3 separate regions of the Homo sapiens genome follow, and all the other regions are linked to region 2. The links are chromatin contacts, found by Hi-C or POLR2A ChIA-PET in ENCODE. All regions are on one chromosome and are shown on one strand. The core of a region is the stretch at or near the end of the contact, and the rest is flanking DNA. Distances in the headings are between cores, read along the strand shown.

Evidence for each region. Hi-C counts contacts between places; a loop is a spot of excess contacts on that map. ChIA-PET counts read pairs that join two places held with the same protein, here RNA polymerase II (POLR2A). Pooled maps may share reads with other maps.
Region 1: a loop to region 2 is called in a pooled map, with 1.8 times the contacts of the local background. The contact joins the promoter of LINC02576 here to the promoter of PELI1 in region 2. A Hi-C loop is called at or near these places in 2 of 50 pooled maps. POLR2A ChIA-PET finds 5 or more read pairs at or near these places in 2 of 52 experiments (A673 and CD4-positive, alpha-beta T cell).
Region 3: a map of IMR-90 shows a loop between it and region 2 (5-fold over the local background). The contact joins the promoter of LINC01800 here to the promoter of PELI1 in region 2. A Hi-C loop is called at or near these places in 2 of 168 maps with a recorded cell type or tissue (IMR-90 and PC-9), 1 of 37 single-sample maps with no recorded cell type and 10 of 50 pooled maps. POLR2A ChIA-PET finds 5 or more read pairs at or near these places in 1 of 52 experiments (MCF 10A).

Annotation. Positions count from the first base shown.
Region 1 is chr2:65,028,874-65,032,487 of GRCh38, reverse strand. It overlaps LINC02576 (long intergenic non-protein coding RNA 2576), which reads right to left and starts at 1,761. Exons shown (of 3, transcript NR_183398.1): 1 at 1,676-1,761; 2 at 1,229-1,542. RefSeq lists an enhancer at 548-1,411.
Region 2 is chr2:64,142,415-64,146,264 of GRCh38, reverse strand. PELI1 (pellino E3 ubiquitin protein ligase 1) reads left to right here and starts at 1,845. Exons shown (of 7, transcript NM_020651.4): 1 at 1,845-2,184. RefSeq lists silencers at 1,618-1,677, 1,768-1,957, 2,038-2,107, 2,248-2,317, 2,328-2,397.
Region 3 is chr2:64,862,190-64,865,833 of GRCh38, reverse strand. LINC01800 (long intergenic non-protein coding RNA 1800) reads left to right here and starts at 2,203. Exons shown (of 5, transcript NR_110224.1): 1 at 2,203-2,420. RefSeq lists a silencer at 17-216.

The DNA of each region.
Region 1 (3,614 bases), core at 512-3,011, 890 kb before region 2:
ACAGAGGGCTGAGGGCTGTGGATGCCACCTTCCTGGGCTGTCACCCCTGGCCTGGTGTTGGTATCTGAAAAGGGGGGAGCGGGCTGGCAGTGACAGACAAAGTGGTGAGTGCAGGGGAATAGGCCCAATCTGCGACCCACGGTCCTCCCTCTCCTCCCCTCTACACCTGTCCTCCTGCTTCTCTTTCTCTGTAGAGTGAAACCCAATTCCAAACGTTAACAGAGTCTGGAAAAGGCATCCAAGTAAAAAAGTGCAAAAGTTGAAAATAGCCTTCCACGTTATAAGGGAGGTTCCACTCCCAGAAAGATAATGACGACTATAAAATTCCAAATGGCACTCTGCCCACTAGCCACATTCTTCAATAACACGGTCTTAGCAGTTTCACGTGTTATTTACAGGTGAAGAGGCAGTAGATCTTTTTTCCCACTGAGGTCTCATTGAGGATATAGATAGGCTGCTTCGGATACTACTGGTAATTTTAATTGTTTCAGTTTCATAAAATGTATGAGACTACACTTCTTATCACAAATATCGTTACTTCACTTCTTTCACTTAGAGAGAGAGGAAGAGGGGTGGAATAAAAGAACAAAGGCAGTGCAATAAAATACTCAAAATAGCTGTAAGACAAATATTGCTCAACAAAGTTGGTGGCAGCACAGAAACAGACCCACTGGCTGGTAGGCAGCAGCACTATGAGAGGGTTTGATGTATTCGCTCATTCACAAAGCCTGCCTTTGTCATGTAATAGGCACTTAGGGGAATCCAGAGCTTGTCTGGAATAGGGGGATGCGTCCTGCAAACAGAAGCAGTTCCAGACCCTGCAGGTTGGCTAGCCAAAGCCCAGCTAACTCCCATCAGGTGTACCTTCCTGAGCTGCACAGACGGAAAACCACAAACTGCTTTTTCAGACTTCCTTGCAGGTCTGCCAAGCAGAGCACCTGTGTGAAACTCAGAAGCTGCAGCTGGGAAGGTGGGCATGGGCCGTATGGGGTAGAGCTTGCTGGGAGATCTGATTGGGGTAGCTCTGAGGGAGGCTCCACTGCCCGGTTCCTAATGTCACAGGTGTGGGCAAGCACCTGCTGCGGAAACTCAGCACTCTTAACTACATTGTTCCTGGCTATTAGCCACCCACCTGTTTCCCTATCCGTCCCAGAAATTCTGTACATTCTTTAATTCTTCCCTGTAATCAGTGCTTTTCTGCTTTGTTGTCTGTACTTGGAACACTTACCAAGAAATTAACCAAATCAGAGATACTCAGCATGGGCTTGAGGAAGATGTGTTTTGACATCATTTTCTCCAAATCTCTCGAAGTTTGTGACAAGTCTTTTTCTGCTACACTTTCTTCTAGTTCCTGTTCACAGTTTTGACCTCTTCCTCCATTTTCTCTGATGTTTAGCTGATTTTTACCGTCTGTTCCATCATCCAGTTCTCCAAGGTGTTCATTTTGACATCCAGCCTGACACTTCCTTCGCACTTTTGTGGCACCTCTAGCACTGCCACTTGCTTGGTTTTTGACAGCTGGTACCATCAACAAACAAATGCCTTGGGGAAGAAAACATGTCAATTCGCATGGCTTGAAATGCAGGAACAAAACAGAAGTGCACACCGACCCGGAGCTTACAGTACAGCGTGCCATGAGAGCTTGCATTGGCCAAAAGCATGCAAGAATACTCACTGTAGCTGATGCATGTTGTAAAAGTCTGCATGAACTCTGTTCTTCAGTGCTGCAATTTCTGATGTGAACAGCACCATCAGCTTTACACAGAACAATACTCAGTGTGGCATATGTACTTTTATTATGCAAAAGAGCGGATGGCAGGACGTTTGAATATAGGGAAGTTGAAAGTCACCTGGAAATGCTTCATGCAAATAGCACTAACTAGGAAGAGAAGGCACCTGTGCTAAGAAAGGGATGTGAAGCGGCCAGTCCAGGATTTGCAGCCTTGTTTGTGTGTTACTATAGAATCGCCTGGGCTCTTTTAAAAAATATTTATTTATTTATTTATTTATTTATTTATTTAGAGACGGAGTCTCTCTCTTGCCCAGGCTGGAGCGCAGTGGCGCAATCTCAGCTCACTGCAACCTCTGCCTCCAGGGTTCAAGCGATTCTCCTGCCTCAGCCTCCTGAGTAGCTGGGATTACAGGCGAGTGCCACCATGCCTGGCTAATTTTTTTTTTATCTTTAGTAGAGGTGGGGCTTCACTATGTTGGCCAGGCTGGTCTTGAACTCCTGACCTCAGGTGATCCGCCTGCCTCAGCCTCTCAAAGTGCTGGGATTACAGGTGTGAGCCACTGCACACGGCCTGGGCTCTTTTTAAAAATGCCAATATATGGCAAAAAACAAAACAAAAATAAAGAGGAAAGTGGGGAGAAGGCCAGGGAAGTTTGGAGGACCCCAGGATTCCACTCACCTTACTGACCCTAGTGGTGTATTGGCTTTTTTAAGACAAGGTCTCACTGTTTCCTAGGCTGAAGTGCAGCAGCATGAACATGGGTCACTGCAGCCTTAACCTCCTGGGTTCAAATGATCATCCCACCTCAGCCTCCCGAGTAGCTGAGACCACAGGCACGTGCTACCACACCTGGCTAATTTTTAAAATTTTTTTGTAGAGATAGAGTCTCACTATGTTACCCAGGCTAGTCTCGAACGCCTGGGCTCAAGTGATTCTACTGCCTTGGCCTCCCAAAGTGCTGGGATTACAGGAGCGAGCCACCATACCAGGCCACTTTCCCCTTTATAAAAATTTAAAAAGAAAAGAAAATCCCAGTATTCAGGCACAAACCCAAACCAGTTTAATCAGAATCTTTGTGGGTGGAGTGCTGGTGGGTTGGTTTTTTGTTTTTTTTTTTTAGCGTGGATGAATCTAATGAGCCTTCAACATTGAGAACCAGTGGATAGGGCTTCTACTCTGCCCTATTTATCCTTGTGAATGTGGCTTTTCTTCCTCTTTCCACAGGCATTGTCTGAGGCTTTCAAATAAGTAACCTCGTGGGTTTTTGTAGTAAGTAGCATTTGTGGCTGGAGGCCAGCTTCCCATTCAAAGACTGTCTCTTCTTAAAGAATTCTTGATTCTTGGCCAGGCTTGGTGGCTCACACCTGTAATCCCAGCACTTTGGGAGGCCAAGGCGGGCGTATCATGAGGTCCGGAGTTTGAGACCAGCCTGGCCAATATGGTGAAACCTCTTCTCTACTAAAAATAGAAAAATTAGCTGGGTGTGGTGGCACACGCCTGTTGTTACAGCTACTCAGGAGGCTGAGGCAAAAGAATTGCTTGAACCTGGGAGGCGGAGGTTGCAGTGAGCCGAGATCGAGCCACTCCACTCCATCCTGGGCAACAGAGCGAGACTCCATCTCAAAAAAAAAAAAAAAAAAAAAAAGAATTCTTGATTCTTAATGGAACCACAGGTAGTCAGCAAGATGAAAAATGGAAATGATGATTCTGTAATTGTCCATGTTACAACAACCAGAGTATGAATTGCATTGCAGTTTTTTTGTTTGTTTTTTGTTTTTGAGACATTGTATTGCAAGACACCAATAGAGGCACTTACAGAGTCTCGCTCTATTGCCCAGGCTGGAGTGCAATGGTGTGATCTCAGCTCACTGCAACCTCTGC
Region 2 (3,850 bases), core at 596-3,095:
TTCTATATTCTATCCCCTGAATAGTGTCTGATTACCCTCAGTTTTCTCTTCTGCCACTGCCTTACCTTAGTTCAGTCTCTCATGGTTTTTTCCCCTGTAATACTGTAACAGGTCCCATACATACCACACTCCATAGAGTGATCTTTCTAAAATGCCTATCTTATCAAAATTCCATCTGCTTACAATCCTTGTGTGGCTTCCCATTGTTTCCAGGAAAAGGTTCATGTTCCTTAGCATATTGTGCAAGATTCTTCATTACCTAAGCTGTCTCCCTTACCTTTTTCAGTGTCTCCTCTTGCCACTCCCCCAACTCCATTCTACTGCCAGCAATGCAACTATTTGCTGAACCAAAATACGTTTGGGTCTCACACCTTTAGGTATTTGTGCTTGATGCTCTCCCCAACACCACCCCCAATGCTCTCACCCACCTCTCTCTTCCTCCTCCCCTACCAAAATACACAAACATGTTAATTCCTAGTTATCTCAAGTGATCTTTGAAGCATTTCCTGATTTTGCCCACATCTGTGGGTAGCTTTGCATTTTCCTATTGTAGTACTTCTCAAATTAAGTCTATTTACCTGTCTCCTCCTTTGCATAGTAAGCACTCTGAAAATAAGAATGTTTCTTTTACATTTTTGTATCTCTATTTCTGGGGCTCAAAACAGTGCCTAGCACAAGTAGACACTCAACAAGCATTTTTTGAATGAGTGTATAATTATATAGTCTGTAGATATAAGGATTTCTGATCTTGAGACTCTCTGAAAGCCTTGCTCCAAAAGTGTGTCTGATTCCTAAGCATTAATCTTTTTCTTCCAGGGTGTGGGGTTCTAGGTAGGTGGAGAAGGAAAACAAAAGCGCTCAGGACGCGTTGCCTTTAGCTCTCCGGAGAGCCAGTAATGTGTCCTGCCTTTCTCCACCCTCCTCCCTACCACCTTTCCACACCTGGGTGCCCAAGATGGGTGTAGACTTAGCTGACCAGCCCAACAACATACTCATACCTTGGTTCAGACTTCTCTTATTACCAAACTAAAGTTGGCCAATACACATAAACAATTTTCAACTTGTCTTTTGAACGTATACTTTATGAAATTTGTATGTCTTAAAAATTGTAGGCCTTAAAATGAACGAACCCGGATTCTTTTATAGTAATCAAGTAAAATATAGGGGTCTTAATTCTGTACTTTGCCTTTGCTAATCTTAAAGTTAGATGTGACTAACTGAGCAAAGTAATTAATTACGGGACTTTGATAGTGGTGATATTCCTAAGTTTTATAACCTAATTGTTCAATTACTGGAAACAACTACATTTCGACAAGTCTTAGGTAAAGAAAATTGAATTTAGCCGGAGAAGATTCAATTGAGGGAAGTGAGGGACAGAGGTATTTGTGATTTAGGGTTTGTGGAAGATAAATTACGCAGCAGGGAAGACTGAAATATGGAGAGAAAGTCAGACCTCACTGGGTACTTATGACTGGTAAGGCTAGGAGTTGGAGGTGGAGAAAAGTAGGAAGGACCGTCTAAGGGTTGGATCCCCAACAACACCATAATACAAGACCGTCCTTGTTCAGCCAACAGCAGCACTGAACACGTTCGCTAAGTGTGTCGGTGACCATGGTAACGGTGGGAGGGGGCGGTCCAAACCTCGCCCTCGAGCATGCTCAGTGCAGAGCGAGCCTGGTAGGGTGCTGGACAACAATGAATCCCTTTTTTCTTCAACCGGAGAACTACAATTCCCAAGAGCCTTCTCGGTGCGGCGACACCGCCTTCCGCTGTGGCCCTGCCCGGTCCCCTCCCTCAGGCCCCGCCCCCCGGCTAGACCCCTCCCCTCCTTGCGAGTGTATGTCAGTGACCCAGAGGCGGTGTGAGGCGGAGGGACCGTCGGGGGGCGCCGCCGCCGCCTCCACTAGCAGCAGCGGCAGCAGCCCTAGTCCCGCGGTGCGGTCGAATTGGTCCCCAGCCCTCCGGGAGCGCACCACAAAGCAGCCCCAACGCCTCTCCCTGCGTCCGCGGCTCCTCAGCGCTCGGCTCCGTGGTCAACTTCCCCTCGCTGGGCTCGGCTGGCGGGCGCGGAGGGCAGCGGCGGAACGGCGGGCTGTCTGCTCGCGCTCCCCGCGCACAACACTTCACCCTCTCGCCTCGGGTCTCGGGGGCCGCTCTGGGATCCCGGCCACCAGCAATTGTCCGGTAAGTGTGACCGCGGGGCGCCGCGGGATGGATGGCGGCGGGGCCGCCGAGGGGCGCGGGGAGGGCGGGCGCGCAACTTCCTCGGCGGCTTCCCCGGCGGCCAGCAGCCGGCTCTCCCCGCCCGCCTGCGCGCCCCCGCTGCGGCGGGGAGCGGAGTTTGCGGCGCCTGCATCCCGCGCCCTGGCTCGAGGAAGCGCCTTTGTCAGGAACCGGCCCTACGCGGCCTCCCCCTCCGCCCGGGAGCGGGGCGCGCGGCGGCCAACTCCGAGCCCCGCGCCTGGCTGGCCGCGCGCTCCGGCTGCGAGAGGGGAGCTCTGCGGGTGGCGGGGAGGAGAGGGAAATGGGAGAAACAAAAGGGGCGGTGGGTTTCCCTTTTGTTTGTGCGGATCTGATAACTTCTTTTCCTCCCTTACATAACGCAGACTTCAAGTTAGTCATTCTTTTTATTGTTATGATTGTTGTCATCATCTCTGCGCGTCTTTCACATTTCCTTTCATCTTTGGATCTCAGAGCATTTTAAACACGCTAATTAATTTCACCCCCGGGTCCCCTAGGAAACAAGTTAATACGCCCGTTTCCCTAAGTGGGTAAACTGAGGTCGTGAAAAGCTCTCAAATTGATGGATACGCTTGATCTTCTACCGCGCCTCGTGTCTGAGTATATGAAAGCGTTTATGAGGAAGAACCCGTTCTCCAAAGCCCCGTGGAAAAGTTAAAGATGCTCATTTTACTTACAGGTTAACTGAAGTCCAAAAGATGTCTAGGTAATTGTTACGTAGTTCAAACCATAATTCTTCTTACATAGTGTTTGAATCTTAAAACCTCTAAAGACTTAGTGAAAAATGCTCCGAGTAGGGAAATTAATGTAAATCATAAACTCACGTCACCATCTACTTTTATTTTTGTACGTGCAGGTCTGTTAGAGGCAAGAGAGCAAGAAGGGGACAGAGGGCAGAGGTTTTTTAAAAATGTACATTTAACAGATTTTAATCACTACACACAAGGAAATGTGCCTTGGTTTTAACAGCACCAACAATATTCCTGTCGTTTAGTCATCAAACAGTATATCAACAAATGTTATTGAGAACTTTATTCATAAGGTGCTGGTTGTGCTAAAAACTGAAGCTTTATATATAAGAAAAGGTCATCTGTTTCGGTTCACAGGCTCTTTACTTTTTCTTACTCTGCAAAATGTTACTTTGTTTTCATTGCACATGATCTTTTGTTTCAGAAATGGCATTGTCCTTTACTGTGTCGAATATGTATTACTCTTACACTTAAGGATAAATGAATTTATTATTAAGTTTTCATAATAGGGTGAATTTAAAATATTTTAATTGTGGTAAAGGTTCACTTTATTCAGTTCTGTTTCAGTTTACGATGCGTTTTCTTTATAGCCAACAAAATATTTTCTGAGTGATAAGATTTACATGTCTCAAAACATTGTTCTTAGTGTACAAATACAGCATATGAATTCCTTGTTTTTTTTATTTATACCAACAACCTCTTCTGGGGAAAAGTCTTTAACTCTGAGGACCTTATTTATTTTGTGAGTTTTTATTTCTTCGGTACCATACTGGAAAGCACCAAAAATTTAAACCAAGCATCACTTCTACTAGCTCTTTCCTCAGGTAAATAATAATCAGAACTGTAGTAATAGTGAATAG
Region 3 (3,644 bases), core at 954-3,453, 720 kb before region 2:
CTCCCGGCTGCTCCCGGCTCAGGAGCGTGGGAGGTGAGGGGAGGTGAGGGGACACGGCCGGGGGCGGCTCGGTAGGGGCCCCGCGCGGCCGCCAGGGGGCGCTGCGCCGCCGCCGAGGCCGCGGCCGCCTGGGCGTGTGGCCTGGCGTGGGCACTTTTGTGTTGTTTAGATGCCAGCGTTCGCCGCTCACTCCTTTCTCAAACATGTTTCTAATTTACCCAGTATGTCTTCTACGGAAAAAAAACTTCAGGGAAAAAAGATGCATGCTTAACGTCAGTGCCAGGGTGGGCAAAAAGGGGTTTTGACACCAGATGCAGGTTTAGTTCCCGAACCCTCCGGGCCTGGGGTGAGCCGCCAGCAGGCCCCCTCCACAGCCGCTCCTCCCGCTGGGGACAGAGGCGCCTGGAAACGCACACGCCCGAACCCGGCCGCCCCGAGAGCCGCGCGTGGAGCCAGCACGCCCGCAGGCGCTCCTCCTGAAAACGGGTTCGGTTTCTGGCCGGGCAGGTTCAGAGCCGGTGCCCAAGGAGGGGAAGGACGACGCGGCACAGAACCTGGCGCGCCCACGGAGGGGGCCTAGCCTGGGCTTCTGGCCTTGCCCGGGCACTGCCGGCACTCCCGGGGAGCAGAGAGGCGGAGGGGGCACTGTCCGTGCGCCGGGGGCAGCCACCGGGCACAGGGCGGGGTGGGGGAGGTGCGGGAGGAGAGGAGAGCCAGAGTCCGGTCTGATGGGGGTCGGGGGGGACGTGGGAAGCAACAAGCCTGACGCCTGCAAATAGAAGTCATCAGGAAAGAGACCTCAAGGCCCATTTGACTGCTGGGAGGTCTCCGGGGTGGGGTCCTGGGGGGAGGAGTGTCTGATTGGCGGCTAGGTTCTGTTTTTCAGACCAGATTAAAAAAAAAAAAAATTCCCCTGTCGCCTGGGGAGATGTCTCAGTCACTTTTCTCCAGCAGGAAGCTGCTTCATGTTGGAGCCTCCTGGGATTGGCAGAGTTAAAAATCCTTTAACCCAGGATGCCTTGGGCCTTTTGTTCAGCCCTGACAATAGAATTGGGTGGAGGGGGCTGGGAAGGCAAGTAGCTGGGTTAGAGATGCATCCGTGGGGTGGGGGTATGGGGAAGCTTGTGTTCAGCCACTGGGTACATGAAAGCAACTGTGTGTGTGTGTGTGTGTGTGTGTGTGTGTGTGTGTGTGTGTGTGTGTGTGTCGGGGGAGGGTATAAGGGAGCCCAGGGACACTGGGGCACCAGCTCGTTAACACGTGTGTATGAATGCCGGCTGTGCGCTTGGCAAATCCTTAATTACACAGGGAGAACTTCCTGAACCGGGAACTCAGTATCGGTCCCTGAAAGGTTGGGTAATGGCTTCTTCTTGCATCTGGAATCCAAGGGGACCAATCTCTCTGGCTCCCCTGGGCTCTCAGATTCTTCTAGATGTCTTTGTCTTCTAAAATTCTGGGATCCCAAGGGAAGACACATAGTTAAGGACACTCAGAAATGCATACCTTTCAACCCTACTAATCATCCTAAAACCTGTGCTTTCAACATATCACGTCCTTGATCTGTAACCCTCAGGGGCACCCACGATCTCCAATGACTGGGAGTGATGGCATTTAAGTCTTTCCACCATGCAGAAGTTTCTTCCCTCATTCCCCATGAATTCTCTCCTGTAGCCAGCCTGGCCCCTCATAACCCCTTGGATATACTGTATCTTGAATTCTCCAGCCTTTCTGCAGTTGCCTTCCTGGGACATTCATTCCCATGTTCACAATCTAGCCAATTGTATCCCTTCTCTATTCAGTTCTAGCATCAGTCAGTCAATCAACAAGCATTTATTGAAAGTCCACTATGTACAAGACATGTTCTAGGCCCTGGTAATACATCAGAGACTGAGACAAATACCTGTTCTTAAGGATTTTATATTTTAATGGGAGAAACAGAGTAGACTCATGGCTCACGCCTATAATCCCAGGACTTTGGGAGGCCAAGGCAAGAGGATCACTTGAGGCCAGGAGCTCAAAACCAGCCTGGGCAGCAAGTGTCTTCTTTTGCCTCTGCAAAAGAAAATTAAAAATAACAAAAAAAGGAAGCTAAACTAGAGTATTGTGGTAGAGGGGTGTGTGTGTGTGCATGTGGGTGCATCCGTGTGTGTGGTAGGTTGATGGGTGCTGTTTTATTTAGCCAGGGAAGGTCTCTTTGAGGAGGTGGCATTCGAGACCTTCTGGGTGGGAAGGAGGCAGCCATGTGGTGATCTGGGGAAGAGTGCTGCAAGCAGAAAGGCAAGTAAAAACAAAAGCCCTGAGGCAGAAATGTGCTCCTTATGCTTAAGAAACACCGTGAAGGCCAACGTGGTTGGAGCAATGTGAGCAAGAAGAATAGAGGGGCCTTGGGAACATAGGTAGCTGAGTCCTCATGGATCAAGGTAAGAAGTGTGGGTTTTATTTTGTTGCAGTGGGAAGCCTTTGGAGGGTTAGAAGGTGGGGAGTGAAGAAAACAGTTAAGATACTATTGCAAAAGTCCTGGCAGGAGGAGATTTTAAAAACCACAGTTGTGGCTATGGAGATGGTGAGATGTGATACTGGTTTCTGGGTCAGTTTTGGAGGTGGGAATAGATAAGGCTTACTGATGATCTGACCCAGGACTAACTGGGTAGTCCTATGTTGGGGGTAGGAGGTGGATCCATAATTGTGTTTGGGCCATGCCAAGACCTATCAGACATCAGGTAAATATGTGTAGACAGCTTTGAGTCTGGAGTTCAGATTTAAATTTGAGAACCAGCATGTAGGTAGTCTTCAAAGCAGTAGGCCAGAATAATTCCACTTAGGGAGAGAGTCAAGAAAGAAGGTAGCAGATGGCTGAGACTGATGCCACTCCAACCTTTAGAGATCTGGTAGGGGAAAACCCAGCAGAGCAGACTGAGGAAGACAGCCCATGACACTGGAGGAAAACCAGAAGATGGTGATTACAAGGAACTCAGCAAAGGAAGTATTTTGAGAAAGAGGATGTATCAGTCTGCTATTGCTAGGTAACAAACAACCACAAAAATCTCAATGGCATAACAGTAAATATTTATTTGATTCACAAAGCTGTGAGTCAGCTGGAGGTTGGCTAGATGAGGCTGATGTTGGCTGGGCAGCTCTAAGCCACCGTTGGGCTGAGCCTGCTCTGCATACATGTCCCTCACTCTTTTTGTACCTGCAGGCCAGCTAGGGCACATTTTTCTCCCATGGTGATAATAGGCACAAAAAAGCAGGTGGAAACATAAAATGCCTCTAAAGACCTAGATTTGGAACTGGCACCATGTCACCTCCTCCTACATTCCATTGGCCAAAAGGGGTCATGCAGCCACGCCCAAAGTCAAGGGGCAAGAAAGTACAGTATAGTCTACATCTAGCGGGAGGGACTGCAGAGTCGGATTGAAGGGGATAGGGATAGAGTGAGGCAGGACAAGAAATAGGACCCATAATTCAGTCTTCCACAGAGAGAGTGGTCAAACGCATTCAGTGCCACTGACAGGCCAGATGAATAGAGGATGGTGAACTGGCCACCAATGTGACCTTAAGATGTCAGTCATTGGCATCCTTGATAAGAGCTATTAAAACAGACAACTAGGGCTAAAAGCCCAGTTGGAGTGGGTGGAAGTGAG